Linked DNA regions of Homo sapiens: region 1 is linked to region 2. The links are chromatin loops, found by intact Hi-C in ENCODE. Cell type or tissue: B cell. All regions are shown on one strand. Links, peaks and the distances in the headings refer to the core of each region. The heading gives the core; the rest is flanking DNA.

What was found. Hi-C counts contacts between places; a loop is a spot of excess contacts. Peaks named below come from ENCODE experiments on the same cell type or tissue, not always from the same donor. Only the 100,000 strongest peaks of a DNase experiment are listed, where the experiment ranks them.
Region 1: it touches region 2 in a loop (2.7-fold over the local background); 2 of 110 quality-filtered maps call a loop at or near these places.

What each region holds. Positions count from the first base shown.
Region 1 is chr5:157,478,236-157,493,255 of GRCh38, forward strand. It overlaps ADAM19 (ADAM metallopeptidase domain 19), which reads right to left. Exons shown (of 23, transcript NM_033274.5): 16 at 14,738-14,942; 17 at 13,600-13,677; 18 at 13,380-13,488; 19 at 12,075-12,219; 20 at 10,867-10,951; 21 at 10,030-10,254; 22 at 3,556-3,708; 23 at 1-2,767. The coding sequence ends at 2,714. Among named protein-coding and RNA genes, the nearest start is that of NIPAL4, 26 kb to the left of the region's middle. RefSeq lists enhancers at 692-1,202, 8,226-8,726 and a silencer at 8,394-8,483. In B cell, for the core only: no CTCF peak of the experiment used is centred there; DNase peaks (open chromatin) are centred at 8,326, 8,776 and 9,316; H3K4me3 peaks cover 499 bases; H3K27ac peaks cover 2,500 bases.
Region 2 is chr5:157,589,506-157,604,525 of GRCh38, forward strand. No RefSeq gene overlaps it. Among named protein-coding and RNA genes, the nearest start is that of ADAM19, 21 kb to the left of the region's middle. RefSeq lists a silencer at 4,898-4,997 and an enhancer at 12,948-13,107. In B cell, for the core only: no CTCF peak of the experiment used is centred there; DNase peaks (open chromatin) are centred at 7,146 and 8,636; H3K4me3 peaks cover 1,672 bases; H3K27ac peaks cover 2,500 bases.

The DNA of each region.
Region 1 (15,020 bases), core at 8,110-10,609, 110 kb before region 2:
CTGGACTTTGGGCCATCCTCAGCCTGAGCCAGCAAACAGCCCCTCCCCTGGAGACAAAAAAAAAAAAAAAAAAAAAAAGGCTGGGCACAACGTCATTCCCTGAACGTGGTTCTTTCTAGCCATGTTTACTTCTTCCAATAAAAGAAAAGTCCTTTTCTGCCTGGGCTTTGAGACGCTTGCAGATCTTGCCATCGGTCGGTCTGAGCCTTTTCACTATTCCCATAAGGCCCCTTCCTCTCCCTTTTGCAATATTCCCTTTCCCCTTCTGCAATCGTGCTTTGGAATAAGGTCTCTCCTTCCCTAAGCCCAGATTTATTTGTATTTGACACCTCAAAACAGCATACTGGGCACTGGAAAGAAAAGGGGATGCATAATGGCCAGTCTTCCTCCTGGGCAGCCTCCCTGAACAGAGCCAGGAGTGAAGCATTAGTAGAACTGGTTGCCGAAAGTCTATCAAATTCCAAAACATTCCACCATCTTCCAGTTCACAGTACAACTTTATGGGATGGAGGTGATATGAAAATAATAAAACAAAACAAAACAAAAAGCAAGAAAACGACAACCCAGGTCTCTTTCTGGTGTGGTTCCAGGGAGGGTGGACTGCAGGTTCAGATGGCTCATGCAGTCACTATGGCTGTGGCGCTGTCATTTCAGAGCTATCTACCTCCTGATGTGAGGGAGAAAGGCTGGAGAAGCCACAGGAAGCTCTGTGAGGCATGGGGTTGGGTTTTGAGGATGTTGCTTGTTTGTTTTGCAGAGGGGTGAAAGGGGATGTTTTCACCTTTACTTTCCAGGAACCAAGCCTTGAGGCAGAGGGTAGCACATTTAAATAAAAGGTTGGGCCACAGGAAAGGTGGGGAATGGATCTCCACAGCAAGGATGACCCACAGCAAGGATGACCCACGGCAAGGACATGGGGAACCTGTATCACAGCCACCCTGAGGGAAGAGAAACTCATTTTCCTGAGATCTTTCTAAACCCAACCCAGGCTTTTCCCCCAGGGGTACATCCCGTATTTTCCACTTATTTCCAAACCCAAGAACATCCAAGAAGCACCTATTGTGTGCAGAGAACTATAAGGAGGCCCTGGGGTGGTGAATCAGAAGCTCAGCCTCAGCCTTGCAGTGAGGTTTTCAAGAGCAAACAATTGCTCATGGCAGGATGGGAGGAGGCCCCAGGAAAGCCTCAGAGGAGTGAGAGTCAGGCCAGCTCCTGTCCGGAGAGCCACCCAGCACCTTTGTGGAGTGGGAGTCTATCTCCCAGCAAACATCTCCAGGTGCTTTGCAAAAACCGTCCTATCTAGCAAAGCACCACACGGCCCTCCTTCCCTGCTGCAGGGAAGACAGGAGCCACCGCAGACCCCCTCACCTGCTCAGAGCTCTCTTTCTGTGAGGGTCAGGTAAGGGCAGTGACCAGAGAGAGAACAAAAGGAAGTGAATGACAAAAAGCTGGGTTGAGGAAGAGGCTCCCTGCTCTGACTGTTCCAGTGCAGCTGCTGCTGGCTGCCTTCTCCAGTGATCTCGGGCAGCTCCCAGAAATGGGTCTGTTCTCTGCTCAGAGGGCAACGGTCCAGCCCGAAGTCAATGACCAGCCTGCTCCCTCGTGTGTACTTTGTAAATAGCTGGGCTCCCTAAGGGGAAACCTCACCTAGATTTAGCTTAGAGTAAGGAGGAAGACCCCCACCCTGCTGAGGTCACAAAACACAATGAAAAATAAACATATGACCCCAATGGCCATGCCCCAAGTCTACTCTGGTCACACTCCTGAGAGCCAGTGAGGGAAATCCAGTGGCCGACTGTGAGAGAGGACTCTGACTTGTAGGTCACAAGCACCTGGTCACCCGAAGGTCAGGACTGCTGAGGGTTTGCTCACCAAAGCACCACACATTAGAGGGAGAATGAGAGGGGAAGGAAGAGAGAAAAGCGTGGGGCACCAGGAAAGTGCGGCAGAGAAAACAAAGAGCAACTAAAAATTATCCAGAGTCAGGAGTCGCAACCTTTGGCATCACGGCTCAGAGGAAGCCCAAGCCCGGTGCTCCTCCTGCTGTCTACACTGCCTACGAATAGTACCTGTCTGAGTCAGAGTGACCCGTGTGAATACAGGGATGCAGGGGTTTGGGGAGAGGTGGGAGGGGACGTGGCTTGTCACATGCAGCCATACAGCCAGAAGCCGTTCCCTCAACCAAGCCCTGGGCAGGGCCACAGCAGTGGCTGGCTTGACCCTTCCTTAATCCCTAAAAGCTAAAAGGGGTGGGTAAGTACCAGCCTCCATCCAGCCCGGGACCTCTGAGGAGAGCAGAAGCAATGGGAAGCTCTCTTGCGTGCCCTGCACCCCAGGAGTGAATGGATGGCTTCTGCAAGCGAAGTGCTGGCCTGAGGGGCTTGCTGGCCTTGAGCATCTCCATCAGCACCTCGGGGCTAGGAGTCTGGAGGAGAAGCTGCCAGTCACCCTCCTCATACTCTCCCCTCCCTACCTGGGGCTGTATATTGCACAAAACAACACCTAGAGGCCATCAGATCATAGTCCCTCTGGGCTTCCAAGGAAGCCGAGGAGGCACTGAGTCAACAGGGAGATTTTTGGAGATGTGGAGGTTCCTGGAGGAGGGTGGGAGGAGCTCAGAGGCGGCCAGACATGCTTCTTCAGGGTTCCATGGCCATGGGTCCTCTGCAGTGTCCAGAGAGCTCAAGGAAAGGGAGAAGCCCCTTGGACAGGTCTAGATTTTCGAGCTAATCATCCCTCCAGCCCTCTGTGATCTGTATTCTGGAAACTGGGAAGAAAAAGAAGGGAGGGAGAGAGACATCAGCTTGATGCTGATCAATGGGATCAAGGGGGCAGCCATCCTCCCGATTTTAGAAGGAAGGATGGACCACCCACTGAGAACAAAGGCTTCTTGTGAAGTCCATCCATGTGTCCACTCACCCAGACCATCAGCCCTGCAGGAAGGGGTGTGGTAGGTGCCCCTATCTCAAGCTGACCAGCCACCCCTCCCTCTTCCCTTCCCTGCTAAGGCAGCAGCACAGTCCATAGTTTTCTCAATGCCTCGTGGGAATACAGCATGGTCAGCCAGCTTCTTCACCTCATCCCTTTCTGACCTGACTGCCAAGACTGGCAAACTGAGACTGTCAGCCACACAGAAGAAGTACGAGGAGGGGCCAAGTGTACACAGCCTCCCGCAGGCCAGGTGGCTTCTACTAATGCACTTCCTTGCTCTTCACAACAACCTGATGGGGCTGGTACTACTGCTCATCATAGCCTCTGTACAAATGAGGAAACAGACTCAAGAGGGACTTGCTCAGGGTCCCTCCCCAGGTCAGGTGCAGGGGCAGGACTGAAGCCACCACAGCTCAGGATTCTAAGAATCACCTTTCACATGAAGCCAAAACTCCACAGTCAAGCGGGCACCAAGAAACATGAATGTTTTGCCCTTGGCTTTTGTTCTGGAAGTTCAGTCCAGACCACAAGAAGCATGAATTGCTTTGTTTTCTCAACTCTACACCTGCCCCCCTGGAGCCCTCTGGTACCAGCTTTCACCTTGAGGGCTTCCCGTGGACTCACCTTTGGGGCAAGTGCTGCCAGAGGCCGGGACTGCTGAGGGCCAGCACCAGGGGGCCGCAGTGGGGATGCACCTCCTGGCCTGGGGAGGCTCCTGCGGCCTGGCACTGGGTTTGCCGGGAGTGCCTTCTGGGGCGGCCGAGGCCTGGAGAAGTCCTGGAGAGAAAGCAATAAGCCTCACTTGAAGGCCAGAGGCCTGTTTGAAAGAAAATATCCCTGATATCTTACAGGTTAAAATCAGATAGATAAAAGTTATATACTGTATGGTCCCATTTAGAAAGAAACTGTATGTATAATGTGTTTATATTCTCAAGAGGAAGTCAGGAGAGCAAGCTGGCAGTATCTATTAAAATTACAAATAACCAGTGAAGATGATCTTTTTTTCATATGTTTGTTGGCTGCATAAATGTCTTCTTTTGAGAAGTGTCTGTTCATATCTTTCACCCACTTTTTGATAGGGTTGTTTGATTTTTTCTTGTAAATCTGTTTAAGTTCTTTGTAGATTGGGGATATTAGCCCTCTGTCAGATGGATAGATTGCAAAAATCTTCTCCCATTCTGTAGGTTGCCTGTTCACTCTGATGATAGTTTCTTTTGCTGTGCAGAAGCTCTTTAGTTCAATCAGATCCCATTTGTCAATTTTGGCTTTTGTTGCCATTGCTTTTGGTGTTTTAGTCATGAAGTCTTTGCCCATGCCTATGTCCTGAATGGTATTGCCTAGGTTTTCTTCTAGGGTTTTTATGGTTTTAGGTCTTAGTTTAAGTCTTTAATCCATCTTGAGTTAATTTTTGTATAAGGTGTAAGGAAGGGATCCAGTTTCAGCTTTCTGCATATGGCTAGACAGTTTTCCCAGCACCATTATTAAATAGGGAGGATCTAGAACTAGAAATACCATTTGACCCAGCAATCCCACTACTGGATATATACCCAAAGGATTATAAATCATTCTACTATAAAGACACATGTACACGTATGTTTATTGTGGCACTATTCACAACAGCAAAGACTTGGAACCAACCCAAATGCCCATCAATGATAGACTGAATCAAGAAAATGTGGCACATATACACCATGGAATACTATGCAGCCATAAAAAAGGATGAGTTCATGTCCTTTGCAGGGACATGGATGACGCTGGAAACTATCATTCTCAGCAAAATAACACAAGAACAGAAAACCAAACACCACATGTTCTCACTCATAAGTGGGAGATGAACATGAAATGAGAACACATGGACACAGGGAGGGGAACATTACATACTGGGGCCTGTTGGGTGGTGGGGGGCTAGGGGAGGGATAGCATTAGGAGAAATGCCTAATGTAGATGACGGGTTGATGGGTGCAGTAAACCACCATGGCATGTGTATACCTATGTAACAAATCTGCACATTCTGCACATGTACCCCAGAACTTAAAGTATAATAAAAAAAATTACAAATAACTGTTCTCTGATCTAGTAATTCTACTTCTTCTGACCTATGTTAGAGAACTATTTGCACACGTGCACAAAAATGAAACTGCAAGGTTGTTCCTTGCAGCACTGTTTGTAACAGCAAAGAAACTATAAATAAGCAAAATTTCATCAGCAGAAAAATAACTAAAATTATAAAGTGACAGATGATATAGCACTTAAAAAGAATGAAGTAGGTTGATAGGGGCTGGCGTGGGGAGATGTTCAAGAGTTGTTAGGTGGAACAAACAAGCTGTAGAGGATAGTTGACATAAAATAAGTCAGCACGCTCACCGCCTAATAGAAATGTCTGTAACAGAAAAAAGGAAGGATACAGACCAAAGAGATTACACTGGGATGGGGTGCAAAAGGGGAGGGGTGTGTTCCAGGTGAACATTCCATTTTTTTTTTTTTTGAGATGGAGTCTTGCTCTGTCCCCCAGGCTGGAGTGTAATGGCATGATCTCGGCTTACTGCAACCTCTGCCTCCGGAGTTCAAACGATTCTCTTGCCTCAGCCTCCTGAGTAGTTGGGATTACAGGCACCCACCACCATGCCCAGCTAATTTTTGTATTTTTAGTAGAGACGGGGTTTCGCCATGTTGGTCAGGCCAATCTCGAACTCTGACCTCAGGTGATCTGCCTGCCTTGGCCTCCCAAAGTGCTGGGATTACACGTGTGAGCCACCACGCCCAGCCCTTGAACATTCCTTTTTTTTTTTTTTTAACAAGAGCATGTACGTGTATTGCCTGTTAAGATTAAAACAAAATTTAAACAAAGCAGCAGCTATATTTTGTTCATGTTGGTTGTCCATGTGTGTGGCACATTTCATGGATTCTGTCCTTCCTGTGTTACTATTACCTTCATGTTCTCACCATCTCCACAAGGCTTTGCCCTGACTACCTTATTTAAAATTACAACAGCCCCCACCCTGACATTCCCTGACCTTTTTATCCTAATATACCTCTTCTTTTCTTTTCATATCACTTACTGCCTTACAACATATATAATTTATTTACTTATCCAGTTGATTTTTACTTTGTGTCTCTCCATTCCCCTCTAGAGTGGAAGCAGTGTGGGGTCCGTATCTGTTTGGTTCACTGATACATCTTTGGCTTCCAGAACAGTGCCTAGTATACAGTAGGTGCTCAACACGTATTAGTTGATCCATTGTTTTTTAAGGGGCAAAGAATGACTGTCCCACCCGCAGGCCCCCAAGCTGTTGGGGTTTAAGGGGAAGCCAACTGCATAGAAGGGAGTTCCAGTGCCTGCTCCCCTTGACTTCCTTCCCTTCTCGAGAGGGTCACTACCACGTATTAAAGTGGACAAAAGGCAAGCACATAGAGAGGGCAGGAATAACACAAAGAGCCGAGATTTTCCCCAAGAAGCTTCATGGAATCAGAAACTAAAGCAAATTCTTAAGGCCAAAAAGCCATGTTCTTCAGCTCTATCTAGAAGGACAATACAACCCGCCCCCTTCACCACCACCTTCCCCAGCTCAGAATAGCTGCCAAGTTGCAATGGTTGCTGGAAGCCAGGATAGAGACCTTCTGGGGCAGGTGACAGCTGGGTGCAGATGTCAGGTTGCAACTGGGAAAGGCTGTGCTCCCAAGGGAGCTGTGCAAATGAGCCACTGAGGGGCTGGAGTTTGGGCAGGAGCCTCATCAGCATGTCAGCACTGGGCCTCCCAGGGCAACCAGCCACAGGCCACATCTGCGATGATCCAACTCAGCCCTACCAGGGCCCTCGCCCAGCACTGTTTTCCTTTTTCTAGAGCAGAAACAGTCCCTCAGCTACTCTGGCCCATGCTCCCTTCCACAAGGGATGGCATCTTACTCAATCAGATTGCACAAGCCTGACACGGGGCGTCATCCCCTGCCAAGCAATGGATCTTCAACTCGTTATCTATTTTCTCTTCTGCACATTTCTCATCAGCTTCACTTCATCAGCCCTGCCTACTCCCTGCTCCAAGCTTTTACCATCTTTCTTCAGGACAACCTTTAAATCTTCTAACTAGGACACCCATTTGCTTCTAGAGTGACTTTCATTTTTTAAAACTATTTTAAAAATTCAAATATAATACACACAGAAAAAGGCGAACAAATCATAAATATACAACTAGATGAATTATCACAACGTGAATACACTAAGTAATCCCCATGCAGGTCAAACAGTAGATTAACAGCTTCAGAAGCATCTATGGGCCCCTTGCAGGAACTACACCTCTCTCCTGCCTAAAGATATCCCAAAGAGTGATCAATCCTTGTCAACAGAAAATTGCATCATGTCACCACTGTCCTCTTCCTATGGAATACAGACCAAAGTCCTGACCAAGGCTATGTGGCCTGGGCATAGACGGGCTCCTCCTGGCTTTCCAGCCTCATCTCATAGCTCCTTGGGACCCAAGCACACAAACCTTTAAGTTCCTTCAATCCACAGGGCCCTCTCCCATGACAGAGCCTCCCTACTAGTGGGTCCTGGGACCAGGAAAGCTCCTTCATCACTTGCCCTCACAGCCTGGTTAAGTCCTGTTCCTCCTTCATGTCTCAGCTCAAATGTCACCACCTCAGGGAAACCTTCCTGGATTTCCCAGATTAGGTCAAATCCTCGTTACTCTCTTCTGAGCACCCTGAGCCTCTCCTTCACAGCACATATCACTGTTGCAGTGACACATATCCCAGAGTCACTGCCCCAGCAGAATGTGAGCTCCTGGAGGCAAAGCTGCCATCTGCCTTCCTCGTCATTGCCTGGCCCAGAGTGCAGGTGCATAAGCCGGTTTAGAATAGCAGAACTGAAGAAGTGATGAGGTTTCATCTATCACTTCTCCAGGGGGTCCATGTCCCCCAGCTAGGAGGTGGGGAATCTTTGATGGCAGACTGGAGACTGTGAGTGGCCCCAGGGCAGGAGGCTGTCTCACTCAGCTGGATGAGACCTGGGTTCAAGTCCTAGCTCCTCCACTCACAACTGTGCAATGTCGGGCAAGTCCCTTCAATCCTATGAGGCCTGGCAACCTCCAAGAGAAATGAGGGCTGCAGCAACTCCCTTCTTGGAATGGCTGTGAGGAGGCAGGTGGCAGCCCAATGTCATCACAGCAGCCCCCACTCAGAGCAGCTGCCTCCCACTGTTCGCTTGTAGAGAGACACCCACCTGGGACCCGGGGCCCAGGAGAAGCTGTGCTTGGGGGCTGTGTTTTGGGGTGCCTGCCACTGGCTGGGCAGCTTCCTGCACCCGGGACTCCTGCCAGCAGTCCCAGGGGTGCAGGTGCAGGGTATGCACAGCCTCCACCACTTAACAGACAGCTGGGTCCCCGCTGTCCCTGACACTTCCTGACCTACGGCTCAGCACCTAGGGGTGACAGGGGTGAGGCTGGCCCCGTGTTCTCTGAACATGCCTCTAGTGTGGGTTTTTCAGAACAACAGTCTGAGTGGACTGCTCGCCCGACCCACTCCCTCCTCCCTCTGCTGGCACTCCTGTTCTCCTGTAACCCCAAGTCTCTACACGCCTGCTTTCTCCCTTTCTTTCATCTCTCTGTTAGGGACTGAACTGTGCACTCATCATTTAAAAAAAAAAAATCATATGCTGAAGCCCTAACCCTGAGTACCTCAGAATGTGACCATATTTAGAGATAAGGTCTTTAAAGAGGTGATTAGGATAGAATGAGGCCACCTAATCCAATCTGGTGTCCTCATAAGAAGAGGAGAGTTGGACAGGCAGACACCAGGGAGGCAGAAGTGCATAGGAAAGGCCTCGTGAGAACACAGCAAGAGGGCGGCCACCTGCAAGCCACAGAGAGAGGCTTCAGAAATCAACCCTTCCAGCACCTTGACCTTGGACTCTTAGCCTCTAGAACTGTGAGAAAATAAGTGTCTGTTTTGAAGCCACCCAGTGTGCAGTACTCTGCTATAGCACCCTCAGCACACGAGTACACTCTCCACCTCTCTCTCTCCACTCCTCCCCTCTCTTGCTTTTTTCCTTTCCTCTTTCCTTCTCTCTCCCTGTCAATCTTTCCTCTCTTTCTGCATGGATTTTTCCATCCTACCTCTGCCCCACATAAAAGGAAGGGGAGAGCAGCAGTTTCACAGCAGAGAAACAGAATGGATGCCCTCAGCCTTCCCAAACTGTACCACTGCCACACATCCCAAGGACCCTCCAAAGCCTGCAGCCAACCCCAGAGTCCTTAGGGTCAGAGACAGCTTGGGTTCCATGGAGCCCTCTGGATTACACCCAGAGAAAGCAGTCTCAGTTGAGGGGTCACACCCAAAACACACAGGCCAGTTCCAGAAGGCACCCCACCCGGCCGCCACCCAGGAAACACCTGTGTCTGCACTGGGGGATCTCCTGCAGAAGGTGTGGTCAGAGCCATCAGAGCACACACACGCAGTGGGAACAGGCTGCTGGGCAGGCTATGCCTCCAAGAGCACCAGGGCTGGTGGGGGAGAGTCTAGACCCCACTCTCACCTCCCAGAGGCACCTGCCCCTTGGGATGGGCAAGGCATCAGGATACATCCCTAAGACTTTCCAATCAGTAGAAGGTACCAATAGGTACAATTTGGTAGGAAGAGTACTATGATGAGAGAAGTACAGTCCCATCAACCTCAGAATTGAGGAATCAGGATAGACTTCCTGGGAGAAGCGGCATCTAGGAGCAGATCTGAGGATGAGCAGGAGGTGGCCCCACCAAGGAGAGAAGGAGCGTATCAGGCAGAACAAGCAGCATTTACAAAGACCTAGCAGGCAGACGAGCATGGGGGAACTGACAGAAGTTAATATGGGGTGGAAGGTGGGTAGTGGCTTGTCATAAAATAGGCCAACCCGGGAGAAAATGCCACATGGTTTAGGAGCTTCTTAGAGAGTCTATTTCCCCACGTTCGTTGCTCTAACCTGCTGTGCGCCCCCGTATTGACTGAATTGCAGAAAAGGCAGTCAGCTCATGACCCCACAAGTTTCACCTTCCCCACCTTTGCCATTACCCATTGAAAGTGGCCTTAAAAGCAATGTTCCCAGCCCAAGGTTGCTGATTATCCACTTACCTGGGAAACGATGCAATTTGGTGCGGGGGGAATTGGCCGGCTTGGAGGAGGCCTCCTGGACGACTCCGTCCTCTCTATTTGAGACCCGGGCCCTGGGGAGTTCCTAGCAGCCCTGCTCAGGTGAGCTGGCAGTGGTGCAGGTGGGGACCCACCACGCAGATAATCTGGAGGGGGCCGGGGAGGAGGCTGGGAGGGCTTCCGCAGGATTTCCGGAGTGTTGATCACCTGTACGCACAAGTCAAGGAACACCTGAGACAAGAAATCACTCAGGGCTGGCCTTGTGTGTCTCTTTGAGATAAACCAGAGCCCAAAGGGAGAACAGACACACCAATCTATTAAACCCCTGAGGATCCCAGAAGTCAGATGCAACCTTTAAAGTCATTAGGGGATGTCAGAACCAAATAACATGTCTCTCCAGCCAATAAAAGGGCTTTTATTACCAATCCCATGGGCCCACAGAGGCTCTTAGAAAAACACAGCATGGCGGCCGGGCATGGTGGCTCATGCCTGTAATCCCAGCATTTTGGGAGGCCGAGGCGGGTGGATCACGAGGTCAGGAGATGGAGACCATCCTGGCTAACACGGTGAAACCCCGTCTCTATTAAAAATACAAAAATTAGCCAGGCATGGTGGTGGGCACCTGTAGTCCCAGCTAATTGGGAGGCTGAGGCAGGAGAATGGCGTGAACCCTGGAGGCGGAGCTTGCAGTGAGCTGAGATGGCGCCACTGTACTCCAGCCTGGGCGACAGGGCAAGACTCCATCTCAAAAAGAAAAATACAGCATGGCCCTGAGGGATAAAGGAAAAGTAGCAAAGTTCAGTGGTGCAAAGCTCTTACCTTTCGCTTGCCCTGGGGCGTCTGCAGCTTGAAAGTTGGGTTGGCATGACCAGTCCCGCTGTTCTGAGAAACCCTGAAGGGACAACTAGAAACAAGAAATGGGGGAGGAAAAGAAAGGGGACGATGTTCAGCAGGGGACAGTGCCTGAGTTCCCTTTGACCCAAGCACGGCCAGCAAGCAGCTAAATCTTTCCCAAGTCTGCTCTGGAGGGAGTGGGATTGGTCTTCTCGAACCACATCTTCCTAAGTAGAAAAACGTGTGGCCAATGGAGAACTCTCAAGGAAACAGAGTTGGCCTTATACAAAGCAGAGCTCTCTCAGCACCTTCTCTTCACCCTTTTAAGACCCTTCCCCTGTGAGGAGACACAAGGGTGTCACGAGCCATCAACCAATCCCCATCAGGCATAGATCCAGAAAGACCTGGGACTTAAAATCCCCTCCAGAACAAGTGTTATTTAATAGGTGACTCAGAGACTGTACATCTTCCATATCCAAAATAATACATCACTTTTCAAATGGGACACCAAAAGCGAGCAGGAGTAGCTATTCTTATACCAGATGAAACAAACTTTAAAGCAACAGTGGTTAAAAAGACAAAGAGGGGGCTGGGCATGGTGGCTCATGCTTGTAATCCCAGCATTTTGGGAGGCCAAAGCGGGCAGATCACCTGAGGTCAAGAGTTCGAGACCAGCCTGGTCAACATGGTGAAACCCCGTCTCTACTAAAAATACAAAAAATTAGCTGGGTATGGTGGCATGCACCTGTAGCCCCAGCTACTCAGGACGCTGAGGCAGGAGAATCGCTTGAACTCAGGAGGCGGAGGCTGCAGTGAGCCAAGATTGCACCACTGCATTCCAGCCTGGGCAACAAGAGTGAAACTCCATCTCAAAAATAAATAAAATAAAATGGGGAATAAATCAACTAGACAAAGGATGGCAAATAGATTTTATTTTATATTTCAACTTGATTTGGTTGGGGATATTCTGCTGAGAAGAACTCAGGAGTGATGACCAGAATCAGTAGAGTACTTACAATAAGATCAACTAGTAATGCCTGTCACAGTCATAGCAGGGGAGAGGGCAGCATGTATCTTGCACTTGTCTTCCCTGAATTAGACCCACTATCACCAACACTTTTGCTAAGTACCATTTATGGAGACCTTTGTGACCCATAAATTGACCCTGAGTCCTCCATTGAACCCTGTCATACCTGAACTGTTGCCTCAGCTTGGAAGGGAGAGCTGAGGGCTTGAGTTGGCCTAGTTTGTTGTTCTGTCTGCAGCAGTAGTACATCAGCATGAGGACCGCCAGCACCAAGATGGCCACCAACACTCCAGCTACCACAGGACCCACACCTTCCAGAAACAGAACCCAAGTGGGAGATTTAGAAGCTGTCTCGGCTACAGCAGATTTCAAAATAGGTATTCGTGCTTCTTCTTCAGGCATTTGATTTGCATTTAATTTGTATTACTTATTTTAACTTACAAATTATAATTAAAAACACACATTATGGGCCGGGCACAGTGGCTCATGCCTGTAATCCCAGCACTTTGGGAGGCCGCGGTCAGCAGATCACAAGGTAAAGAGATCAAGACCATCCTGACCAACATGGTGAAACCTCGTCTCTACTAAAAACACAAAAATTAGCTAGGTGTGGTGGCACATGCCTGTAGTCTCAGCTACTCAGGAGGCTGAGGCAGGAGAATCACTTGAACCCGGGAGGCGGAGGTTGCAGTAAGTCGAGATCACACCACTGCACTCCAGCCTGGGTGACAGAGCAAGACTCCGTCTCAAAAAAAAAAAAAAAACAAAGAAACGAAAAGACTCAGACAGATTTAAGACTAGACATCTCACCCATAATCCATAACTTAACATTTGGTTTCATCAAAACTACCCCAATATTCTCTCAAGTGGTTAATGTAAATATAGAGAACGTATTTGTACTAACAAAACACTACTTTTTATCAGTTTTACATATTGGGGTTTCTTCCTTGAAAGATTTTGGTGCTTTTTTTTTAAAGTTATTTGCTATTTTTTTTAAAAAAAAAACTTTAGAAATCATAGTGCTAGAATCCTTGAGAGATCCACTAAAATACTATAAAATTTTCTGAGTGTCTGGTTCTCCATTTTAACTTGTGTCCATCAGAGGAAATCTAAACCACCATAATGTGTCCCAGGTTCATGATTATTTTTAAGTGCCCAAAGAGAAATAGTCACCGTGTCCCCTAAAAAGAATGGGAACATTCAATGACCTACAGTCTCTCTTACTCTCACTCTACTAAGCGGGCTCCCCCTCCTCAGTAGAAAGGATGGGAGAAGAGAGACTGAACCGTGTCCCCACACCACACTATGAGCAGTCGCTCCTCTCTCTTGGTCTGTCTTTATCCTGATTTCCTCTCTACAAAATCAGGACAATGAAGCTGATTCAATGTGGATGCTCTGCAACATGCCACCTGCCCCTGATGCCCGCTCTTCTCACAAAAGCGGGCAGTGGCCCCAGCAGGCTGGCACTCACTCTCAGGGGGCATAGGCCCACTGTCGATACTGCCCCCGTGGCCCGGTGTGTTGCAGAAGGGCGGGGCCCAGCCCGGCAGGCAGTGGCAGTTCTGGTTGTTGTTACAGACCTGGAGCAAAGAAAGGGCAGAGGCATCAGCACCCCAGAGAGCATCAGCCACCCACAGGGCCTGCCCTCATGACGTCCCCATGACACAGAGAAGCCAGAACCCAGCACGCACCCCATGGCCATTGCACTTCTTCCCACAGCCTTCAGTTTCAAAGAAGGAGGTGTTCCTGCACTGCCCCTCAAAGCAAATCTGCACGGAGAGAAAACAGAACGATCAGTGCAATGGGAGGGATGCTGGTTGGGAGTTAGGAGGCAAGATTTTGCACTTGGAACATATGAGGACCCATGGCCCGGCCTGGTGGCTCACGCCTGTAATCCCAGCACTTTGGGAGGCTGAGGTGGGCGGATCACCAGAGGTCAGGAGTTCAAGACCAGCCTGGCCAACATGGTGAAACTCCATCTCTACGAAAAATACAAAAATTAGCTGGGCCTGGTGGCCTGTGTCTGTAATCCCAGCTACTCGGGAAGCTGAGGCAGGAGAATTGCTTGAGCCTGGGAGACAGAGGTTGCAGTGAGCCGAGATTGTACCACTGCATTCCAGCCTGGGTGACAGAGCAAGACTCCATCTTAAAAGAAAAAAAGTATGAGGGCCCAAATAGGCAGCACACTTCAGGTTACTATCAAAGTGAAAAATGGAAAACAGCCCACAACGCTAAGGACAGGACAACAGCCAACTAAATTCTGCTATTACTTTTGTGATTAGGGAGAAAACGACAAATATATTGTTAAAGTATCATATTTAACAATACAATATTATTTATGTGTTATCACATTAAAGGACTATTATGTTGATTATGTTAATTACTTGTCATTAATATGTATCAATTTTAACATTATATTTAAAAATAATGATGGTGACAGTACTCTGTGCCAGGTGCTATGCTAAATGCTTCATGTTTTCCATAGTTTCATTATCAGAATCGACTCTGGAGGATAGAGTCTGTGCTATTATTTTGCTCAGGCTTCCCTAACTCCTAGTCCATTTTTAATTCCTATGATAATTAGCGATGAGGATGAAAGTGGCACTAGCTAGGCCACCTAAGTGCTTTACTGGGATGATTTTCTTTAATCCTTCCGACAGTTCTCTGGGGTGGGTGCCTGCTGTCACTATACACGCTTCATGAAGGGAGCCACCAAGGCTCAGAGGTTGGCGAGGTGGCATCTGAGCCCAGGCATCCTTCCCTCAGACCTCACTTCTCAATCACTCTGCTCTGCAGCTGGCTCCTAGGTGAGCAGGGGAGGGGACTCACATGGTTGTAGCCACACTTGGTTCCAGTCATCACCAGCCCTGGGTCCAGCATGTCACCCTCCTCCTCAGGACCTCGGTAGACGTGGGTGCCCCGGCACTGGATCTGCCTCCCATTCATGATGATAGTGGTGTCAATGGGCACCGCGTTGGACTCCAGGGGCCGGGCCTCAGAGCTCTGACACTGGATCTTCCCACACTTCGCATCTCTGGGCACAAGAGACAGAGAGGGAAGGAAGCGGAATCAGAGGCAGAGGAAGAGCTGGGGCACCAGAGAGCTTCAGTCT
Region 2 (15,020 bases), core at 6,187-8,686:
CTGCCTCCCAGGTTCAAGTGATTCTCTTGCCTCAGCCTCCGGGGTAGCTGGGACTACAGGCATGTGCCACAACGCCCAGCTAATTTTTTGTATTTTTAGCAGAGACAGAGTTTCACCATGTTGGCCAGGCTGGTCTTGAACTCCTGGCCTCAAACGATACATCTGCCTTAGCCTCCCAAATTGCTGGGATTATACAGGCATGAGCCACCATGCCTGGTGAAAGTATTTTTTTAAATCTCCAAGTATCTGGGGATTTTCCACCTATTTTTCTGTTATTGATTTCTAATTTCATTCAGTTGAAATCTGACTGCAGCCTTTGTATACCTTCTATTATTTTAAATTTGTTAAGGTGTGTTTTATGGCTCAGAATGGGGTTTATCTTGGTGAATGTTCCATGACATCTTGAGAATGTATAAATCTGCTGTTGTTGAATGAAGTACTATTGGGTTCAACTATGCCCTTACTGATACTCTGCCTGCTTTATCTATCTGTTACCAACAGAGGAATATTGAGGTCCCCAACTATAATGGTGCCTTCATCTATTTCTCCTTGTTGTTCTATCAGCTTTTGCCTCACATAGTTTGATGCTCTCTGTTAGGTGCATACACTTTAGGACTGTTAGGTCTTCTTGGAATATTGACACCTTCATCATTATATAATGTCTCCCTTTATTCCTGATAACATTCCTTGCTCTGAAGTCTGCTCTGTTACACTACAATCGCTTTTGATTAGTATTAGCAGAGTGTATTTTTCTCTATCCCTTTCCTTTTAATCTATATGTGTCTTTATATTTAAAGTTGAGTTTATCGCGGACAACATGTGGTTGAGTCTTCTTTTTTGATCTACTCTGATCTGTCTTCTAATTGATATATTTAGATCTTTGACATCTAAAGTGATTGTTGATATAGATGAACTATTACCTATCATATTTGTTACTGTTTTCTATTTGTTGCCCTTATTCTGTTTTCCTATTTTTGTCTTTCATATTTTCTCTGGCTTTTGTGGCTTTGAGCATTTTTATGATTCTATTTTCTCTCCTTTTTTAGCATATCAAGTTGTCCTAGGGTTTGGAAAATACATTTACAACTAATCCAAGTCCACTTTCAAATAACACTCTACCACTTCCTGGGTAGTGTGAATACCTTATAATAACAAAATAGTCCTAATTCCTCCCATTCCTTGTATTATTGCTGTGATTCATTTCTCTGACAGATAATCATGTACATGTATATATAAACATTTATAATTGAATACATATGTTGCTATTATTATTTTGAACACAATGTTATCTCTTAGAAGAATTAAGAATAGGAAAAATAAAAGTTTCCATTTTATTGTCATTTATTTATTCTCTGTTGCTCATTTTTTCTTTATGTAAACCTAAGTTTCTGACCCTTTATCAATTTCATTCTCCCTGAAGAACTTTTAAAAAATATTTATTGGCTGGGCGTGGTAGCTCACGCCTGTAATCCCAGCACTTTGAGAGTCCCAGGCGGGTGGATCATGAGGTCAAGAGATCAAGACCATCCTGGCCAACATGGTGAAACCCCATCTCTACTAAAAATACAAAAATTAGCTGGGCGTGTAGTCCCAGCTACTCAGGAGGCAGGAGAATCACTTGAACCTGGGAGGTGGATGTTGCAGTGAGCCGAGATCACGCCACTGCACTCCAGCCTAGGCAGCTGAGCGAGACTCCATCTAAAAAAAAAAAAAAAAAAAAAAAATGCTTGCAAGCAGACTATTGGCAACAAATTCCTTCCATTTTTGTTTGAGAAAGTCTTTATTTCTCCCTAGCTTTTTTTTTTTTTTTTTTTTTTTTTGAGACAGAATCTCACTCTGTTGCCCAGGCTGAAGTGCAATGGTGCAATCTCAGCTCACTGCAACCTCTTCACCCCAGGTTCAAGAGATTCTCCCACCTTAGCCTCCCAGGTAGCTGGGATTACAGGTGTGCACCACCACTCCTGGGTAATTTTTTTTTTTTTTTTTAGTAGAGATGCTGTTTCACCACTTTGGCAAGGCTGATCTTGAACTCATGACCTCAGGTAATCCACCCACCTCGGCCTCCCAAAGTGCTGGGATTACAGGCGTGAGCCACTGTGCTCGGCCTCTCCTTTGTTTTTGAAGAATTCTGTACCATGGTGTACAGAATTCTGGATTGGTGGGATTTTCTCTTAACACTTTAAATATTACACTCAATTCTCTTCTTGCTTGTATGGTTTCTGAAAAGCTAGCTCCAATTTTTTGCTCTTCCTTAAATAAGGTGTTTTTTTCCCCCTGGTTTCTTTCAAGATTTTGCCTTTGTGTTTGATTTTCAGAAGTTTTATTATGATATGACTAGGTGTAGTTTTTCGTTTGTTTGTTCATTTTAACATATTCCTCGTGTGTGACTAGGTGTCCCTGTTTTTTGTTTGTTTGTTTGTTTACTTGGCATATATCCTGCCTGGTGTTCTCTGAGCTTTTTGGATCTGTGGTTTGGTGTCTGGCATTAATCTAGGGAAATTCACTATTGCTTCTGCTCCTTTCTCTTTTTCTTCTCCTTCTGGTATTTTCATTGTGTGTATCTGTACCTTTTGTACTTGTCTCACAATTACTGGGTATTCTGTTTTATTTTTTCAGTCTTTTCTTCTCTTTGTTATTCAGTTTTGCAAATTTCTATTCTCACATCCTCAGGCTCAGAGGTTTTTTTCTTAGCCATGTTCAGTCTACTCATGAGCCCATCATAGATTCTTCATTTCTGTAACAGTGATTTTAATCTCTAACATTTCTTTTTAATTCTTAGAATTCCCTCCTCTCTGTTTACATTATCTATCTGTTCTTGCATGTTGTCTCTTTTTCCATTAAAGCCCTCAGCATATTAATCATATTTAAAATGTTTTTCAGTTGGTTGGGCATGGTGGCTCATGCCTGTAATCCCAGCACTTTGGGAGGCCAAGGCAGATGGATCATCTAAGGTCAGGAGTTAAGACCAGCCTGGCCAACATGGTAAAGCCCTGTCTCTGCTAAAAATAACAAAAATTAGCGGAGTCTTTAGCAGTTTGTCAATTACAGTTCCAGTTTTCTTCCCCCAGCACCTCCCAGGAGGTTCCTGCTGGTGGGTTTCTGCTCTGATGTTATGATACTCTGTATCTATCTGTTTCTCCAATTTTGTGGGCAGCAGCTTGCCATATAACCTCACTTCTCCACTGGACATGAGAAGAGCTGATTTTTCAGTTCATCAAGCTTTTTACTTGTTGTTACGACCGAGTGGTGACTTCTAAGCTCCTTTCATGCAGGACTAGAAACCGGAAGTCAAATATTTTTAATAGATAATGATGCAAAATGTATCATAGGAGCCAGCTTCCTGCAGCTGTTTCCCCTCCTCAGCTAGCAGCCACCCTTCCCTAGGTGCTTTTTCCCCTTTCTAGATAAAGCCCTGGTGGGATTTAGAGGTTACACCAACCTTTTGCAGACATTTCACTCCATTATCTTCTTTGATCCATTCAAAAAGCCATGTGAACTGGGTGTTAGGATCCCATTTCACAGAAGAGAAAATTGGCATTTTAGGGGTAAACAACTTCCCCAAGGTCACACAGCCAGGACACAATTCCAAGAGGGAAAAGGAGGAAAAAAAGATAGAACCCTAGCATGGGAGTTTTCTCCCACGGAGATGACGTGGGGATACAGATTTCAGAGCAACAACCTTTTGCATTTATAGCCACACCCAAAGGACATCTGGGTCCATGAATTTTTCATTCAGCTCTATGCAAAGCGCTATGACTTGCCCTGGAAACAGAGGTTCCTGGGTAAGAGCCCCTGCCTTCTAGAGCCTCACTAGCCCAAGTGTGGTCCACAGACCAGCAGCATCAGCAGAACCTGGAGCCTATTAGAAATGCAGACTGTCAGTTCCCACCCAGACCTCTTGAATCAGAAGCTGCATTTTAATAAGATCCAAAAAAAAAAAAAAAAAAAAAACCCAAGGTGATTTGGCTGCTACTTAAAGTCTGAAAAGCATTGCTAGGAGACAGTCCAAACTTGATTTTACATATGGTAAGAGAAAACAAGTGTTTTCCTGGAACGGAAGCTAAGGATTGGAAAAGCCCAGAAAAAGAGAGATTGGATATAAACAAGGATCGTAGGAGGCTTCATGAAGGAGGGGTTTTGAAGTTGAGCCTTGAAGCAGAAAAGTGCATATGAACAAAAGTACAGAGATGGGAAGTGTTTAGTGTTTGGGGAAAGGCAAATGGCCTCATGTGACAAGAGGGAGAGAGCGGGAGGTGAAATTAAGAATAATAGGAGCAAATGGTCAAGGATGTTTTCTGTATGGATAATAAGGCAGCTGGAATCCTCTTTGTGAGAGGTCATGAGCTGGTGACCTGTGGGCCAACACAGTGTTGTAAAAATAATTTGGATTGTAGTTGTGTCCAAAATATTTTCAAAATGTTAAAAATTTAATTATCATAAAAATACATAGTGAGCATTTTCCAGGTTTTAATTAACTAATCAGAGAACCAGCAAGATCACCAAGGTGGTTCAAAAAAGGACAGGAAAAACTAGACAAAAGGAACTCTAAAATAAGATTGAGATCCAAACTGGTTAATAACCTACAGGGCAATAAAACTACATTCTTTGGGGTTATCTTCTCTACCAGACGATAATCGTTTACAGCTTTACTGGACAAAAAAAAAAAAAAATCATTGACAATTTATTCGTTTTCTGTAATTTAACATCCAACTTTACAGAGTTATAAAATGTCAGACCCCTAATTAATCACAAACAGTAAACAGCAGGTGAAACAATCTTGTGTTTCCCTGGAGTTAGACAATGCCCTGAACAGAAAAGACAGTGAGTGGTTAAGGGCAGTGATTCTCAAACCTAAGCTTAAAGCAAAATTCCCTGAAGGGCTCATTACAACACAGAATGCTGATCTCCAACCTCAGAGTTTCTGATTTAGTACATCTGGGGCAGACTGATGATTTGTTCTCAGTTGATGCAGATGCTATTTACCAGGGAAAACCCTTTGAGAACCACTGATCTTAGATGCCACTGAATGAAAGAAACTGCAGTCATTCTTTTGCCTCATTTCCAAATTTTGGATATTTTTTCTGAACAGTTGCCAAATGTTCAAAAATCAGAGAAAAAAAATTCCTGATTGTGGCTCTTATGAAAAATTAGAAAGTCAGACAATAGTAAGTCTAAATTCTCCCGTGGTGACAATTGCTTAAAGCTCAATATCAGTTGCTCCTTTTTTTTTTCACTAACCCTAACCTACATCACTCATTTATTTTGCTGGCATTTGATTTTGATATCCCTGCAAAACATGGTGGAAACACAATGCAGAATTTGGAGGAGGAACATGAGTGCAGCTGGTTAACACCTATCTCTGTATCACATCTGATCAGCTCAGGCACCCAGGGCTGGCTTCCCAGAAGTACAACCCAGGCAGTTGCACAGGGCATCATTCTCAGGAGAGCCTCACACTTGATTTAATGCTCTGGTATTGCCATTTTGCAATTCTTAATAATTTTTGGAGAAGAGGGTCTCACATTTTCGTTTTGCATTGGGACCCACATATCATGTAACTGTTTTGCAGCCACCTCAAAGTTTGGAATCCACACTTAAAGGTGACCCTCTCATCACCAGATTGCTAAGGAGAGGAGGAGGTAATTCCAGAATCAGAAACCTAGGGGATACTTTAGAAACCATCTTGCCCTGCAGATAGGGTCACCATTTCATTTTATAGCTAGGGCTACTAAGGTCCAGAAAGAGGAAATTGACTTCCTCAAGGTCATGGACAAATCCTGAAAAGGGAACCAGATTAAAAGTCTGAAGTGGTGAGTCTGCAAGGCTGTGAATACTAAGGCTGCCAGCAAGTTTATGTATCTGATATACCCCTGCATACCAATATGAAAATTCCTGTTTTTCACTTAGCTCAGTCAACTTTGGGTTGATCTGGTTGAAGCAGGAGAAGGATGTGGATAAAACGGGAAGAGTGGGGGTGTGATCTTTAAACAGATCAAGAAACTTGTATAAACAGACCCATTTAGAATAAGGATTGTGAAAGGAAAAAATCTTATATATGAACTCCACCCCTATGTTTGTTACAAAGGACAGATCTCCACCTAAACCCCTAAATAAACTGCAGAGGCAAAAGCATTCAGGAAAAACCCAGCAATATACTACCCAATTGAAAATGGCAATCAGCTCAACATCCCTAATCATCAGAGAAATGCAAATCAAAACTACGATGAGATACCACACTCTAGTCAGAATGGCTATTATTAAAAAGTCAGAAAACAACAGATGCTGGCAAGGCTGTGGAGAAAACGGAATGCTTATACATTGCTGGTGGGAATGTAAATTAGCTCAGCCACCGTGGAAAGCAGTTTGGAGATTTCTCAAAGGACTTAAATAGAACTACCATCAACCCAGCAATTCCATTACTGGGTATATATCCAAAAGAAAATAAATCATTCTACCAAAAAGACACATACACTCACATGTTCATTGCGGTGCTATTCACAATAGCAAAGACATGGAATCAACTAACCTAGGTGCCCACCAGTGGTAAATTGGATAAAGATAATGTGGTCCATATACACCATGAAATACTATGCAGCTATAAAAAAGAATGAAATAATGTTCTTTGCAGCAACATGGATGCAGCTGGAGGCCATTATCCTAAGCAAATTAACACAGGAACAGAAAACCAAATACTGCATGTTCTCATAAATAAGTGGGAGCTAAACATTGAGTGCATATGGACATAAATATGGAAACAATAGACAACGGGGACTACTAGAGGGGGAAGCGGTGGGGCAAGGGTTGAAAAAAAAGCTATTGGATACCATGCTTACTACCCGGGTAATGGGATCATTCACATCCCAAACCTCAGCATCATGCAATATACCCATGTAACAAACCTGCACATGTACCCCTGAATCTAAAATGAAAGTTGAAATTATTGTTTAAAATGGCAATCAATAAAGCACTTAATTTCAGCTGGCTCCACTTAGCCAGAGAACAGCTCGAAGACCTGTAGGTCTCGACTGCCTAGTTTTAGGTTAATGGCTGCACACACTCAGAAAGTCGAGTTCCTGCAGCTGGTTGAGTGGTAAGTTGAAGTGAGAATTAGGCAAATAAGTCAGCCCTTGCTCACATCTGCTCTTGTGGTCTGAGTGGGTGGATCTTCCTCTCCTCCCCAACCACTGCTCAGGAATAGTCAAGAACACAACGCCTGGGTGTAGAACTGCATCATTAAACCCACTGTGCTTGGCTCAGTGATGGGTATATGGCCCTAAGCTGGACCAATGGGCATCTTCCCCAAGACTCTTGACAGCTCTATCAAAAATTTGCTTTCTTCTCGTCTGAGATGGTAAGCAATATAAGTTTGGAGCTATGAGTTGTCTTCTTGCTGCCATGTCAGGAAAGAACCTGTCTAAAAAATGAAGTCAAACAGTGGTAAGAGGTATGGAGAAAGAGAGAGACAAGGTCCTAGTATTATTATTTGAACCTGTGGATTTAGCCATGCCTGAAGTCAGCCGCCTCAACTTTTCAACTACATGAGCCAATAATTTTCTTTTTTGCTCAAGCTAGTCTGAGTTAGAGGTCTGTCACTTGTGACTGAAAATATCTCAATCATGCAAAGGCCTCCTCCATTCTAGGCACTGTGCTAGCTGCTGGGATTATAAGAGTGGACAAAGACACATGTCATTCCTATCTTCACGGTACTTAGCATCTAGTGGGAAAGATGACAGTAAGCAAGTGAGCAAATACACATATACATAAAATATAATAATTACACATTGATATTTGTAAACAATTGATGCTAAAAGAGAGAATGAGAAAGGAGGACTACTTTAGACAGCATGGTGGGGTAAGGCTCTCTTGAGTTGTTTTTTGAGCTGAGAGTTTGTGGTTGGTATGAAGAACAGAGGGAAGAAAGTTTCAGGTGGCAGAGACAGCCACCATTCTCAGGCTTGAAAGGCCTCTATTCATTCCAGGACCTGAAAGAAGGCCTTCATTCATTCACCCATTCAACAAACATCTGTTAGACGGTGTCAAGTGCTAAGTACAAGGAGATAAAAGCAGCCCCTGGAGAGTTGATAAGAGACATTGAAAGCTATACAAATGTTTGAACCATGTTATTCAGCAATTCCACTTCTAGAAATTCAGTCAAAAGAAAATAACAGGAATTTCTGCAAAAACATAGCTATCAGGATGTTCATTGAAGCGTTATTTATTTTTTTAACTCTAATTGAAGTGCCACAAACATACTAAAAGAGTGCACATAGACCGGGTACGGTGGCTCACGCCTGTAATCCCAGCATTTTGGGAGGCCGAGGCAGGCGGATCACCTGAGGTCAGGAGTTAGAGACCAGCCTGGCCAACATGCCGAAACCCCATCTGTACTAAAAATACAAAAATTAGCCGGATGTGGTGGTGCATACCTGTAATCCCAGCTACTCAGGAGGCTGAGACAGGAAAATTACTTGAACCCAGGAGGCGGAGGTTGCAGTGAGCCGAGATCGTGTCACTGCCCTCCGGCCTGGGTGACAGAGCAAGACTCCGTCTCAAAAAAAAAAAAAAGGATGTACATATCACAGTAAACAGTTCAACTATTTTCACGGCCTGAACACACCCACATTATCGAAAAAGAAAAGAGAACATGCCCTGCACTCCAGAAGTCCCCTTTTGCCACCTTCTAGTCACAAATCCCCCTTTAAGCAAGGGTAACTACTAGCCTGACTTCTAATAATATAGATTAATTTTGCCTCTTTTTACTTTATATAAATAGAATCATCCAGTATGTAACTTGGGGGAAAGGGATATGGGAAGGTCTTGGCTTCTTTTGCTTAAGTTTTGTGTTTGTGAGATTTCACTATATCGTTTATGTAGTTATAGATTGTCTGTTCTGCATAGTATTCCATTATCAGAATGAACCACAGTTTAGTCATCCGTTCTACCATTTATAGATATTTGGGTTGTCTCTAGACTGAGACTATTACAAACAGTGCTGTTGTGAGCATTCTTTTGGTTAATATATATTTGCATTTCTTTTAGGTATATACCTAGGACTGACATTGCTGAGTCATAGTATATGATCAGCTTTAAAAGATATTGTTAAACAGTCCAAGAAAATGGTTGTATCCATTCATACCTCAATCAACTTTGTAAGAGAGTTCTGGTTTCTTCACATGGTTGATAACACTTGACATTTTCCATTTTTAAAAAAAATTTAGCCATCTGGTGGGTTTGTGTTGGTACTGACTTTTGGTTTCAACTTTCATTTTCCTGATAGTGAATAAGATGATTAGTGAAAATCTTGTCATCTCTTTGTTGGCCATTAGATATCCCCTTTCCCAAGGAGCCTGTTCAAGTCTGTTTTCCATTTTTCAAGTGGGCAAGCTGTTTTTTTCTGTTGGTTTGCAGGAGTTCTTTAAATATCCTGGCTACAAGCCTTTGGTCAGTCATATATATGAAAATATATTCTTCCACTTTACAGGGTACGTCCTTACTCTCCTTTGATACAAAGCAATTCTTAACATTAATATCTTAGAATTCATCATTTTTATGAGCACTACTTTTTGTATCCTATTTAAGAAATTGTTGGCCAGGTGCTGTGGCTCATGCCTGTAATACCAGCACTTTAGAGGCCAAAGCAGACAGACCTCTTGAGCCCGGGAGCTTGAGACCAGCCTGGGCAACATGGCAAAACTCCGTCTCTACAAAAAAATACAAAAATTAGTTGGTCATGGTGGCCCAGGAGGATCACTTGAGCCCGAGAGGCAGAGGTTGTAGTGAGCCAAGATCACGCCACTGCACTCCAGCCTAGATGACAGAGCGAGACCTTGTCTCAAAAGAAAAGAAAAGAAAAGAAAAGAAATTGTTTCCCACCCCAGGAGCAGAAAAATATTCTCCTATGTTTTTCTCAAAAAACTTTACTACATTCATTTTACATTTAGATCTATAACCTATCTGAAATTTATCTTTATGACGTGAGGTAGAGATCAAGATAATTTTTTCCATATGGCCGTGTTTCCCAAATGGTGCACCAAGTCACCCTTGGGCACTGCAGTAAACTCACAGAGGGGCCATGGGACATTTTACCTTTTTGAGGGAAGCACAGTGACAACTGTTGGATACCATATAAACTGTTAGCTGGAAATCGTTCACAGTTTCAATGTTAAATCATACTCCATTCCCTTCAATGACATGATATTTTTGCAAAGCAGGGTTTTTTGAGGTTGCTATGATAAAAAGTAAATGCCATGTGAAATCAGGAAATGAAAATGATGATGTTGTCTGATTCCAAGACCTGAGAAACTGTGTAGTCCTCAACAGGAGCACAGTCTACAGTCTATTGGTCAATATTGTGGTTACTTAAAAACAAAATATTTTTTCTTTCAATTTACAAGTATTTTTTTCCAAACGATTACTACGTTGTTAAGATATAATTATTCATTAAGTTGTTTGGATCTAACTACTTAATAAATAGAACTGTTAAGTATTTCTTTTTCTTTCGTTCATTCTTTTTTTTTTTTTGACAGTCTTGTTCTGTCGCCCAGGCTGAAATGCAGTGGCATGATCTCAGCTCACTGCAACCTCTGCCTCCTGGGTTCAAGTGATCCTCCTGCCTCAGCCACCCAATTAGCTGGGATTACAGGCATGTGCCACCATGTCCAGCTAATTTTTGTACTTTTAGTAGAGATGGGGTTTCACCATGTTGGCCAGGCTGGTCTCGAACTCCTGACCTCAGGTGGTCCACCTGCCTTGGCCTCCCAAAGTGCTGGGATTAAGAACTGTTAGGTATTTCTTTTGACTGAGGGTTGCCATGAAAAAAATTACTGAGACACTAAAGTTACCATATATGGAGAAAGTGTGGGAACCTTCCTGAGACAGACAGACTCCAGGGCAGTCCCCACAGTTTCCACCCTAGTGTTTGTGTTCTTCTGTGATCCCTGCTCTTGAGTGTGGATGGAATCCCTGACTTGCTTCTAAGCCACAGAATACAGCAAAGGTGACTGATGTATGTGATTGTATGTACAGTACATGACTGTGTTACATTAGACTGTAACACCCAATTTGGGAGGAGACTGCCTCCCTTGTTGGCTTTTAAGAAGCAGGCTGCCTTGTTGCGAGTTACTCTGGGGAGAGGGCCATGTGTCAAGGAGGTGAGGGCAGCCTTAAGCCAACAGCCAGCAACTAACTCAGGCCCTCAGTTTCCATCCTGTAAGGAACTGAATTCTGCCAATAACCACACAAGTTTGAAGCAAGTCTTCCCTGGTCCAGCGTCAGAAAAGACTGCAATGCTGGCCACCACCTTTTTATTTTTTAAGATGAGGTCTTGCTCTTTGCCCAGGCTGGAGTGCAGGGGCACAGTCACAGCTCATTGCAGCCTCCAATTCCTGGATGCAAGTAATCCTCCTGCCTCAGCCTCCTGAGTAACTGGGACTACAGATGCACACGACCACTCCCAGCTATTTTTTTTTTTTTTCCAGAGACAGGGGCTTGCTATCTTGTCCAGGCCGGTCTTGAATTCCTAGCCTCAAGTGATCCTCCCACCTTGGCCTCCCAAAGTGCTGGGATTACAAGCATGAACCGCTGCACCTGGCTGCTGGCCAACACTTTGACTGCAGCTTTGTGAGACCCTGAAGCAGAGGGCCTGGGTAAGCCATGCCCAAACTCTTGTCTACAGAAACTGTAAGATAATAAGTGTGTGTTGTGTTAAGGAGCAAGTTTGTGGTAATATTGTTACCCAGCAATAGATAACAAATGCACTCACCATATAGATAACTGACTGATCCAGCATCATCTAATGAAGAGACCATTCTTTGTAGTGTCTAGTCTTTTTCATAATAGAAGTAGAAACCCCCAAAATTTCTTTCTTAAAAAGTGTGTTTTATTAGGCCGGGCATGGTGGCTCACGTCTATAATCCCAGCACTTTGGGAGGCCGAGGCAGGTGGATCACTTGAGGTTGGGAATTCGAGACCAGCCTGACCAACATGGAGAAACCCCATCTCTACTGAAAATACAAAATTAGCCGGGCATGGTGGCGCATGCATGTAATCCCAGCTGGTCAGGAGGCTGAGGCAGGAGAATCGCTTGAACCCAGGAGGCAGAGGTTGTAGTGACCTGAAATCGTGCCACTGCACTCCAGCCTGGGCAACAAGAGTAAAACTCCATCTCAAAAAAAAAAAAAAGTGTTTTTTTCCTTCTTTTTTTGTTTTCCTAGGCTCTTAAAAACCACCAAAATTTCTAATAAAAGTTTGATTAATAGACCATGATATATTTCGTCCACATGACAGAGTAATAGACAACCCATAAAAATTATGTGGAAAATATCTAGTAACATGAAAACGTTTTCACAGTAGATTACTAAGTGAAAAATATGAGTTTAAAATTGTACATTCAATTATATTCTACTTGTGTAAAATGTGAGTATTATGTGTATCTGCATTGTTAAAAGACTGTTTAAAAATGCCTTTGGGAGAGAGAGGATTACAGGTGTTCAACAACTTTTTTGTGTGTTTTTAAAATTTTCTACAGAGAAATTGCCAACAAATTTCCTATAGAGAGATCATATTAGTTTATACACATACATATTCATACACATTTTTTTCCTTAAAATAGAGATGAGGTCTTGCTATGTTGTCCAGGCAGGCCTCAAACTCCTGGCTTCAAGTGATCCTTCCTCCTCAGCCTCCTAAACTTCTAGGATTACAAGTATGAGCCTCCATACCTGGTCCACATACTTTTTAAATTAAAAAAAAAAAAACAGTCCCTGTGTTGAAGGAATTTATAGGAGACAGGGTGTAGACAAATAAGAATGCTGTAACATTAGAGACTATATATTCAGGACCCTTTAGAGACCCAATGGAAACCATCTTAACACAGAAGGGAAGATATTGGCTCATGGACTTTGATTGGCCTTGCTTGGGTTATATGCCATCCTTGGATCAATTACAAAAGACAGAATATGGCATTCTAGGCCAAAATCAGGAGCCTATGCTACAAGCCCTGCCTGTTGTCAGCACCCTGTGGCAAGGGGTGGGAGACGGCAAGATCTTCCCCCTTTTCCCAAAAAAGGGTGCCAGAAGAAGGGGGATGAGGAAGGTAATTGTGGGAGACCAAGCATGAAGCAGTTAGTTTTGCCTGGAGGAGAGGGGCAAAGGCACAGAGGAAGTGATACTCATGCTGAGTGTTCAAAGACGGAGAGGTGTTTCCAGGCAGCTAGCGTCAGGAGGGCATCTGTAGAGGAAGAGGGGGAGTGTTATGAGCAATGGGGAAGGGAGCCAGAGAGATAGTCAGAGGCGAGATCTGGATGTGGCTTCTGGGTCAGGTGAAGGTGTTGAGCCTTCATTCTGAGGGTCATGGGGAGCCCCCAAAATAAAGATGAGGACATGTGTGTTTGGTTGCCTTTGCTTCTGCAGCAAAATACAGTGCCTGGCAAACACTTTTACAAGCAATGATAGTAATAATATGGCTGCCTCCTGCACTAGACTCTATGACTCTCTGATGGCCATGAGGAGGACGGATTTGGGGGCTTTTGACAATAGCCTCCACTAAACCAGTGTGTTTCCAATGTTTTTGACTGTGATCCTCAGTAGGAAATACATTTTACATTACAATTCAACTAAATTTCACTGAATTATGTTAAAAAAAATCCCCGCCCTAGACTACCAACTCCATCTTGGCAGTGACCATGACTTATAACTCTTGATAATTACCATAGGTTTGATGTCTGGTGAACTGTCTCATGGTGGGCCCATAATATTACTGTTACTACTAAATTCATATTTACTGAATGAACAGGTGCAGATGTCGATAAATGATTCAAAATATTTGCAAACTACAGAGAGTTATACAGGTGCGAACAATTGATGTTGGCAACTAACTCAGACACATATTGATGAGCCTGTATGTTAGACCAATTGCCGGAGCAGGCAGCGGGAGGTGATGCTGAGGGCAGAGGAAGGGGGTAGAGGGAATTTACTGCCCATGGAGGGTGGTTCTCCATGCACCACATTTCAATGATTCATGCTACTTCCTGGGCCACAGTTCTCCTCCATAACCGCACATCCTTTTTCACAGACTGTGAGTGATTTCAATAGTATATGAAAACTATGACTCAGAGGCTGGAAATCAAAGGGTTTTCTTTGAAGGCCGGAAAAATTTCATCTCAAAGAAAGTGCAACAAACGCACAAGGTAGTCTTTTTCTCTGAATAGAGACATGGGTTTAAAACTAGGAATAGTAAATGACACAGGCACAGAGACGGGAAAAAAGCCACTGTTGTAGATATCTTGAAAGTGCATTTGGCTCACGGAGGGTCTCCAGGGACCACTTAAGCCCATCATTTCCATCCCACCTATTGAAGCTTATTGATTAGTACAGTCGCAAAACCCTTCCCATGTGTTCTCTGTAACCAAAGTTCTCTAAGTAAAAAGCAAAGCCCAGGAAACAGCTTTAAAAGGAGAAGTTTACCTAAAGATGAGAAATACTAACTGGGGCTGAGCACTGGCTTCCTCCCAATGTCAATATTCCTGCAAGGTTTAAGGATTGGGATCCCATTTGAAGAAGCACTTGTCGGAAGAAATAATGATGTTCTGTCTTTTTCAAAGAGTCGGAAACCTTTGTGATGAACAAAGTCATAATTAAAGACCTTTAGTTCAGGATTGCACTAACAGTTTGATAGTTACGGATGACTGAGGAGAAATTTCCAATACCAATTATATGGAGCCTCTTTCTTTCTTTCTTTCTTTCTTTCTTTCTTTCTTTCTTTCTTTCTTTCTTTCTTCTTTTTTTTTTTTGAGACGGAATTTCACTTTTGTTGCCCAGGCTGGAGTGCAGTGGGGCGATCTCGGCTCACTGCAACCTCTGTCTCCTGGGTTCAAGCGATTCTCCTGCCTCAGCCTCCCGGGTAGCTGGAATTATAGGCATCTGCCACCAGGCCTGGCTAATTTTTTGTATTTTTAGTAGGGACGGGGTTTCACCATGTTGGCCAGGCTGGTCAAGAGCTCCTGACCTGAGGTGATCCACCT